Regions from separate parts of the Homo sapiens genome. Here region 1 is linked to region 2. Evidence: chromatin contacts called from ENCODE Hi-C or POLR2A ChIA-PET data. All regions are on one chromosome and are shown on one strand. The core of a region is the stretch at or near the end of the contact, and the rest is flanking DNA. Distances in the headings are between cores, read along the strand shown. Region 1 holds the start of RHEX (regulator of hemoglobinization and erythroid cell expansion). Region 2 holds the start of KLHL12 (kelch like family member 12).

Evidence for each region. A loop is a pair of places that touch in the nucleus more often than their neighbours do. ChIA-PET counts read pairs that join two places held with the same protein, here RNA polymerase II (POLR2A). Pooled maps may share reads with other maps.
Region 1: a loop to region 2 is called in a pooled map, with 4 times the contacts of the local background. The contact joins the promoter of RHEX here to the promoter of KLHL12 in region 2. A Hi-C loop is called at or near these places in 1 of 168 maps with a recorded cell type or tissue (ovary) and 1 of 50 pooled maps. POLR2A ChIA-PET finds 5 or more read pairs at or near these places in 1 of 52 experiments (endothelial cell of umbilical vein).

Annotation. Positions count from the first base shown.
Region 1 is chr1:206,051,411-206,056,215 of GRCh38, forward strand. It overlaps RHEX (regulator of hemoglobinization and erythroid cell expansion), which reads left to right and starts at 1,763. Exons shown (of 6, transcript NM_001007544.4): 1 at 1,763-1,855. It overlaps LOC105372857 (a long non-coding RNA gene), which reads right to left. Exons shown (of 3, transcript XR_922473.3): 3 at 2,033-4,805. RefSeq lists enhancers at 1,159-1,398, 1,819-1,878.
Region 2 is chr1:202,925,397-202,930,177 of GRCh38, forward strand. It overlaps KLHL12 (kelch like family member 12), which reads right to left and starts at 1,838. Exons shown (of 12, transcript NM_021633.4): 1 at 1,693-1,838. RefSeq lists enhancers at 1,981-2,030, 3,107-3,608, 3,609-4,108.

The DNA of each region.
Region 1 (4,805 bases), core at 513-3,012, 3.1 Mb after region 2:
AAATATGTATTGGACCTATTCATTGCATGAGGCACTTTCTAGACACTGGGGGTGAAATGTTGGCCAAAACAGATAAGGTCTCTGTTCTTATGAAGCTCACATTCATGTGATGAGAGGCTGACAATAATCAAGTAAACAAATAAATGATCAAGGTGACTTCAGATACTAATAGATGAGAGGGCGATGTGACAGATAGGGTCTGGGGAGCCACCTTTGAATTTGTGCTGAATTCTATCTGAAGATGCCTTCACTAAGAGAGAGGTGCTGTCTCCATGGCCTTTGAGGCCCTCCCCTCCAGTGGTGAGATTTTAACAATCTCCCCATCTGACAGGTTCCCATGCAGGAATGAAAGACATGGAAGGGAAGAGGGGGGCCAGCTCCCTGAGTCCTGTGTCCACCAGCTGCTGCTAAATACCTCTGAGAAACTCTGCTTCTATCTAAGGGGACCTACTTCTCTCGGGAATCTCAATACTTGGAACAAGAACCTCCTAGACGGACCCTTTGGCATAATGAATTGGACCAACTGTAGGTTCCAGGACTAGAGAGCCAGCAATGCCTCCATGAACAATCTCACCCAATTACTCTGCTCAGGTAAGACCAACTGAAAACTAGAACAATACAAATGGTGGTTATTCCTGTCTTCTGTTTCTTTGTTTGTTTTTGTGACAGGGTCTTGCTCTGTCACCCAGGCTAGAGTACAATGGTGTGATCATGGCTCACTGCAGCCTCGACTTCCCTAGCTTAAGTGATTCTCCTATCTCAGCCTCTCAAGGAGCTGGGACTACAGGCATGCAGTAGCACACCCAGCTAATTTTCGGATTTTTTTTTTTTAAAGTAGAGACAAGGTCTAGCTATATTGCCCAGGCTGGTCTCAAACTCTTGAGCTCAGGCGGTCCTCCTGCCTTGACTTCCCAAAGTGCTGAGATTATAGGCGTGAGCCACTGGGCCTGGCTCGTTATTACTGTTGAATAATAGTCTGATCACTGAGTTCTTAAACAACTCCATGAGGTAGGCATTCATATTCTGTCTGTTTCACAGATGAGGCTCAGAAAAGCTAAGTGTTTGTCCTAAGATCACAGTTAGGAAGTGTCTGAGACCCAGGTCACTGTGAGGGAAGAGAGAGACCCTCTCATATTGTTTTATATTGTTTTATACTCAGTACCTGTTTTAAGGAAAAACAACAAGGAAGTAAAACCAAAGACAGGCAGTCCGGCGCCAGGCCCGAAACCAGGCCTGGGCCTGCCTGGCCTAAACCCAGTAGTTAAAAATCAACTCATAACTTAGAAACTGATGTTATTCATAGATTCCAGACATTGTATAGAAGAACATTGTGAAACTCCCTGCCCTGTTCTGTTTCTCTCTGACCACCGGTGCATGCAGCCCCTGTCACATACCGCCTGCTTGCTCAAATCAATCATGACCCTTTCATGTGAAATCTTTAGTATTGTGAGCCCTTAAAAGGGACGGAAATTGTGCATTCGGGGAGCTCGGATTTTAAGGCAGTAGCCTGCTGATGCTCCCAGCTGAATAAAGCCCTTCCTTCTACAATTTGGTGTCTGAGGGGTTTTGTCTGCGGCTCGTCCTGCTACATTTCTTGGTTCCCTGACCAGGAAACGAGGTAACTGATGGACAGCCGAGGCAGCCCCTTAGGCGGCTTAGGCCTCCCCTGTGGAGCATCCCTGAGGCGGACTCCGGCCAGCCCGAGTGACGCGATCCAAAGAGCACTCCCGGGTAGGAAATTGCCCCGGTGGAATGCCTCACCAGAGCAGCGTGTAGCAGTTCCCTGTGGAGGATTAACACAGTGGCTGAACACCGGGAAGGAACTGGCACTTGGAGTCCGGACATCTGAAACTTGGTAAGACTAGTCTTTGGAACTTGCCCCACTCCATCTAGGTGGAAGTGTGGCCTGATCACCCACGACATGCCTGCATTGGCACTTCTGTTCTGGTTTTGACTTGACTTAGATTGTGTGATACTTTGGTTTTGGTTTTGGTTTTGACCTGGCTTGGATTTCTGGATACTCTGATTTTGGTTTTGATTTTGGTTTGGTGTAAACTGCAAGAGTGTGTATGCCCTTTTTACCTGTTTTTTTGTTTGTGGCATGTGTGTGGTGTGGGTGTGGTGTTTTGTCTCGAAGAAGCATGGGTCAGGTACAAATAAGCCCACCCCACTAGGAACTATGTTAAAAAAAAATTCAAGAAAGAATTTAAGGGAGATTACAGTGTTACTGTGACACCAGGAAAACTTAGAACTTTGTGTGAAATAGACTGGCCAGCATTAGAGGTGGGTTGGCCATCAGAAGGAAGCCTGGACAGGTCCCTTGTTTCAAAGGTATGACACAAGGTAACCCGTAAGCCAAGGCACCCAGACCAGTTTCCATACATAGAAAGTTACAGCTGCTTTTATACCCCCTTGCCCCGCCAACGTAGTTAAGAGAACAGCAGCATAAGCGGCTGGCAGAGGCAAGGAAAGACCAGTAGAGAGAAAAAAAGGCCATCTATACCAATTCTAAGTTAATTTAGACTAAACAAGGTCTTAATAGCAAAGGATAATTGAAATCCCAAACTTACAAGGTTTTCAACAAAAGTGAAGTTTGCTTAAAGTTAACAGTGTAACATGTATTATGGTAACTTCTAATCTTGTGGCCTTAGACAGTCTAGTCCAAAGGCATAAAGAAAGTTTGCTTTAAAAAAAAAAAAAAGGAATGGTTATCTTCAAAAAAAAAAAAAAGTGGGGGGAGACAGAATTTATGTAAAAAGAGTGTTATATGGTAAATTCTTGTCCTGAAATAAACTAACTGGTGTTTAAAGAAAAAAAATGTTTGTAATAAGTCAGAAAGTTGAGACACATTGAAGAATTGTCGGCAAAAGTCGTGAAAGAAAAAATGTTATAAAAAAATTTATGCAAAAAATGTTGTATAATTTAAAAGTAATAAGGCCTCCTGAGTACTATTAAAAAAACAGTTTATGTGCAAGGTGTATAAGAAAAGTAAAACATACCTTTGGTAAAAAGATTATAAAGGGGCATAAGAATGTGGATTTTTACCTACATTAAAAGGTTAAAAACAATTATTGTTTTAAAAGTTTAAGCAAGTTTTAAAACGTTAATTATAAAGAAAATTCTGTGTGTAAACATATTAGCTAAAGTTAAAAAGGTATCATCCAGTTTTTCTGTGAACTGGACATTAAAGTAAAAAATGCCACAGGTTTTTCTTAAAGCATCAACCTGCTCTTTAACAAAAATTATAAAAGGTTAAAAAGAGTCTATAAAATCTTACCTTATGGTCAAACATGAAAAATTGGATAAATATGTCTACAAGGTTTTATTAAAATTCAGTTTAAAATTAATAACACACTAATATAAAGGTAAAATTTAGCTTATCTGGTATAAAAATCATACAAGAAACATTATTAAATATAAAATGGTGTTTAGCTTTCTTTGGTCTAAAAACTAATAAAAATTGGTGCTAAAGGAAACATTCATTTTACTAGAGGATCATAAAAGTTAAAGACTTAAAACAAACTTTGGCAATTAAGACAGCACGCCAAGATGCAAGTGCCTGGCTGAAATGGATCAAATATTCCATCTGCACTTTAAACAAATGCAATTGTTATGCTTGTGCACATGGCAGGCCAGAGGCCCTGATTGTCCCCCTTCCACTAAGGTGGTCCTCCAGTTGACCAGGCATGGGCTGCAGGGTAGCTATTTTCCAGGTTTCTACAGCTTGGAGTAATAAGTCATGCCAAGCTCTCTCTGCTATATCCCAAAGTCCCTGCGGGTCAGCCCCTGAGGGCCGTCCAGCTTCCGTCTCCCAACACTAAGTTCACTTCATGTCTCTCATGGCAGGGAGGAGACTTAGCATTCCTTGGAGACCTGAAGGGATGCAGTGAGCTTAAGAATTTTCAAGAGCTTATCAGTCAGTCAGCCCTTGTTCATCCCCGAGCGGATGTGTGATGGTATTGTCGTGGACCTTTATTGGGCACTCTGCCGAATAACTAGAGTGGCACTTGTGCTTTAGCCTATTTGGCTATCCCTTTCACCCTGGCATTTCATCAACCAGAGGAAGGAAAAAAAAAATAATAAGACATCGTAAAGCGAGAGAAGCCCCTTATGGGTCTTTCAACTCTCACATCTATTTAGATGCAATCGAAGCCCCGCAAGGAACACCAGATCAATTTAAAGTCCGAAATCAAATAGCTACAGGATTTAAGTCAATATTTTGGTAGATGACAGTCAATAAAAATGTAGATTAGATAAACTGCATCTATTACACCCAACAGCAATGAGCTTTTCATGAGTTGAAAAAAAGAAAAAACCCATGTCGGCCCCAGCCCTGGGGCTACCTGACCTGACAAAACCTTTTACACTCTATGTGTCAGAAAGAGAAAAAGTGGCAGTTGGAGTTTTAACCCAGACTGTAGGGCCCTGGCCAAGGCCAGTGGCCTATCTCTCAAAACAACTAGATGAGGTTTCCAAACGCTGGCCCCCATGTCCAAAGTCCCTGGTAGCAATAGCCCTGTTAGCACAAGAAGCAGATAAGCTAACTCTTAGACAAAACCTAAACATAAAGTCCCCCTATGCTGTGGTGATTTTAATAAATACCAAAGGACACCATTAGCTAATGAATGCTAGACTAGCTAGATACCAAAGCTTGCTCTGTGAACATCCCCGCATAACCATTGAAGTTTGCAACACCTAAACCCCGCCACCTTCCTCCCGGTGTCAGAGAGCCCAGTTAAACATAACTGTGTAGAGGTATTGGACTCAGTTTATTCTAGTGGGCCTAACCACCGAGACCATCCTTA
Region 2 (4,781 bases), core at 588-3,087:
TTCTTCCTCTGAATTCCTCTATCACGGAGTGTCCCTACCACTTGACATTTAATATGATCAATGCTGAAATGTAAGTAGAGATAAACAATATATGTCTTGTAAATCTTGACAAGGTTCTTGTCTCAAATGATAAACCGAAAATATAAAATTTCTTAAAGGTGTTATATTATTACTATTTAATGTCCTTAAGTAGATAAGTATTTAGAGCATACATAAAAAGAGGATCCTGCTTTATATGTATGCTTTCTATCCTAGAAGTTGCACAATAAATGTTTAGAATTTAATGTAAGAAAAAGTGTGTATTCAACTTCAACTTAGAGCAAGAAAGGCCACTCAGTAAAAATAAACTTTTTTCTAAAGAAGTATCCAAATGATATGTCTGATGACTTCCAAACATATCTGGATTTCTTCTTAAAATGAAACTTCAGGCCGGGCCCAACAGCTCACTCCTGTAATCCCAGCACTTTAGGAGGCTGAGGTGGGTGATCAGTTGAGGTCAGGAGTTTGAGAGCAGCCTGGCCAACATGGTGAAACCTAGTCTCTACTAAAAATACAAAAAATAGCCAGGCGTGGTGATGCGCGCCTATAATCCTAGCTACCAAGAAGGCTGAGGCCCGAGAATCACTTGAACCCAGGAGGTGGAGGTTGCAGTGAGCCGAGATCACACCACTGCACTCCAGCCTGGGCAACAGAGCGAGACTCTGTCTCAAAAAAAAAAAAAAAAAAAGAAACTTCAATTGAGGACCCATTACCTACACTGAATAATGGAAACCACGCAAGTTATCGATGGACTTACACTTGCTTAAGATATTGAAGCTCTTCAACAAGAGGGTATTCCTACTCTACATCTGTGAATGTCCATTACTGTTAAAGAATCGATATTGGAATCCAAAACTTTCTGAAATGATCCGGGGGGAAGGAAATCAAACTGTGGTCTCCAAAAGTCCACAAGTCACAATTAATCTTTCAACAGGAAAAATGAGATCCTAAATTCTCATCTACTTCTGTTTGTAGTTGGCATTTTACTCTATAAGCACTATAGATAATTCCTCCAACAACTCTGCAAGACCCATTTTACAGAAAAGCGGGTGATTCATCAAAGCATATGTTTTTCAAAAAGACTTAAGTCAACTTAGTTGCAACTCTAGGGGTGTAAAAAGGTCTAGAACAAATGTCCATTTACTATGAAGACAGCCCGGGGGGTCTTTTATCGTTTCCGTGTCAAAATGACAGTACCCCGGTGCAGAGTGGTCTTCCTTCTAGGGGATTCCTGCCTCAACACTCCAAGTCTCAGCATATCCTTCATCCTCACCCTTCTGAAGTGACCTATTTTCTAGAACTTTCGTTAACATCTGAATGGAGGGATTCCACTTCGGGAGATTCGGGGCAGGGAATGGGTAGTAAACTCGGGAAAGACTAAATTCTAGAGAAGGAAACGAAGTCCTTCCTCCTAATACCACCAGGCATATGGCCGCCACCGCCAGGTGGAGGTATCGGAGAGGGGCAGTTCAGGGGGAGAGTTGAGAGGGTGACCGAGGCCAGATGCCCCACCCCACTGCCAGCCTTCCTCCTCTGTTGGGCATGTCTCCCATTCCGCCTTGCAGGGAGACCAAGGATGGGGGGTAGGGCCATAACCCGGAGTTGACGGACAGGAAGGGAAGGGCTGACTGCCATCACTTCCGCGCAACTCACCTCCGCTCCCGAACCCACACAGCCGCACCGGGCCCGTCCCCAGCCTGTGGGGATGGAGTGCGGCGCGGGGCTAGCAGGCGGCTCGGGAGGAGCCGAAGCGCCGCCCAGACCCGGAGGCTCTGGAGGCTCTGGAGCCGTCCGGGTCTGGCCCCTGCGGCCGCGCGACGTGATGACGCAATGCAGCTGGAGCACCGCCCTCCCCCCGCTCCAGAGTCTGCGTCACGTGAGGAGGTGGTGTCACGTGACCTGTCTGTACCCTAGCGCGGGGCTTCTGTACGCTGCTAGGAAGCCGAATTACAAAAAGGTCGGGTGGGCAGGGAATGGTGGCTCACGCCTATAATCCCGGCACTTTGGCAGGCCGAGGCGAGCGAATTACCTGAGCTCCGGAGTTCCAGACCCGCCTGGGGATCACGGCAAAACCCCGTTTCTACAAAAAAAAAAAAAAAAAAAAAATTAGCCCGCACCGCGCCTGTAGTCCCAGCTACTCGAGAGGCTGACAGGAGGATCACTTGAGCCAGGCAGCAGAGGTTGCAGTGAGCCAGGATCGCCACTGCACTCCAGCCTGGGCCACAGAATGAGACCCTGTAAAAAAAAAAAAAAAAAAAAAATGTCCAGGCGTGGTGGCTCACGCCTGTAATCCCGGCACTTTGGGAGGCCGAGGCGGGTGTATTACTTGAGGTCAGGAGTTCGAGACCAGCCTGGCCAACATGGTGAAACCCTATCTCTACTGAAAATACAAAAAAATTAGCCGGGCGTTGTGGCACGCGCCTGTAATCCCAACTACTCAGGAGGCTAATGCAGGAGAATCGCTAGAACCTGGGAGGCGGAGGTTGCTGAGCCGAGATCGCGCCATTGCACTCCGGGCTGGGCGACCGACTGAGACTCTGTCTCTTAAAAAAAAAAAAAAAAGGCCAGGCGAGGTGGCTCACGCCTGTAATCCCAGCACTTTGGGAGGCCGAGACGGGTGGATCACGAGGTCAGGAGATCGATTCTGGCTAACACGGTGAAACCCCGTCTCCACTAAAAATACAAAAAAATTGGCTGGGCGTAGTGGCGGGCGCCAGTAGTCCCAGCTACTCGGGAAGCTGAGGCAGGAGAATGGCGTGAACCCGGGAGGCGGAGGTTGCAGTGAGCTGAGATCGCGCCACTGTACTCCAGCCTGGGCGACAGAGCAAGACTCCGTCTCAAAAAAAAAAAAAAGAAAAAAGAAAAAAAAGAAAAAACAAAAAAAAGGCTGGATGTTGTGGGGTCCGGCAGGGAGCCTGGGAATGTATCTACAGCTCGGCGATTGGCTGAGCCTGAGTTCCTCCCTACCGCTCACTAGGCAGGGCAGGCAGAGAGAATTCCAACGCTTAATATGCCAAGCATCTGATTGCAGCAAGTATGTTTTACCTTCCAGGTACTGAGGAACTTTTTGACATCGAGAAAACCCACAGAGGCCTCAAATTTATTCACGTCCATTGTCCACAATGGCCTTTTCGGGCCGAACAACGCTGCGGCGAGAATCCTCTGAGCCTTAGGATCCACAGACCTCAGTATATACTCTGCATCATAATGGGCCCTGTCATCACCACTGAATTGATTCTAAGGAAATTCTAATTGATTCAGGAAATTCTAATTTATTTTGGTGCACTTAGTGACTGAAAAGGCAAAAAGCTTAATTAGTTCAGCTTATCTGAATGTCTAGACAAATTGTGTTTGGTAATACTATTATGCTCTGTGAGCCCTTTGATTCTTTTTTTTTTTTTTTTTTTTTTTTGAGACGGACTCTTGCTCTGTCGCCGAGGCTCGAGTGCACTGGCGCGATCTCAGCTCACTGCAACCTCCGCCTCCCGGGTTCAAGCAATTCTCCTGCCTCAGCCTCTCCGAGTAGCTGGGAGTACAGGTGCACACCACCACGCCCGACTAATTTTTGTGTTTTTAATAGAGACGGTGTTTCGCCATCTTGGCCGGGCTGGTCTCGAATTCCTGACCTCGTGATCCGCCCGCCTTGGCCTCCTAAAGTGCTGGGATTACAGGCGTCAGCCACAGCGCCTAGCCCTTTGATTCTTAAGGGTACTAAAACCATAGCCAAGTGGGTAGCATTCTAAATTTACAACGTGTCCCCATCTTCCATGTCATACCTTCCTGATCTAAAACTGTCCCTGACTCACACATTGTAGAGAAGAATGCAAGATTGGTATATTATTGGGGGCATTTTGGAAATATTCGTCGATTTTAATAAAATTTTCCTTCACATATACTCGTGCACATGTAAAACGATGTATGTACAAGATTGTTAACTGCAGCATTGTTTGTAGATTAGATCAACAACAACATTAAATGTCCATTAATAGGGGACTGATTCAATAAGGTATAGTACATCCATAAAATCCAATACCATGAAGCTGTGAACAATTTATATACTCTATTATTGGTGTAAAAAGGTGGAAGATATATTCATATTTGCTTGTGTATGTGTAACATGTATTTGAAAAGACAAAGTGGTAACCTTGGTTTCTTTGGGGAAAGGAACTGTTTGGTTGTGAGACAGGGTGGGAAGGAGATTTTTGCTCTTTGTAATTTATTTTGCCTTTTGAATTTTGCTTCATATGAATTAAAAATAATGTTCAGAGCCTGGTGCGGTGGTGTACACCTACCTGTTGTCCTATCTGCTTTGGAGACTGAAGCAGGAAGATTGCTTGAGCCCCGAAGTTCGTGACCAGCCTGGGCAACGTAGCAAGAGCACGCCTCAAAATATATTTATATGTTCAATTTTTTAAAAAGTAAAAATAGGCTGGGCACAGTGGCTCACGCCTGTAATCCTAACACTTCGAGAGGCCGAGGCGGGCGGATCACCTGAGGTCAGGAGTTCCAGACTGGCCTGGCCAACGTGGCAAAACCCCGTCACTACTAAAAATAAAAAAATTAGCCAGTCATGGTGGCCTGCGCCTGAAATCCCAGCTACTCAGGAGGCTGAGGCCGGAGAATCGCTTGAACCCAGGGAGCAGAGGTTGCAGTGAGCTGAGATCACGCCACTGCACTCCAGCCTGGGCAACAGAGCAAGGCTCCATCTCAAATAAATAAATAAATTAATTAAATTAAATAAA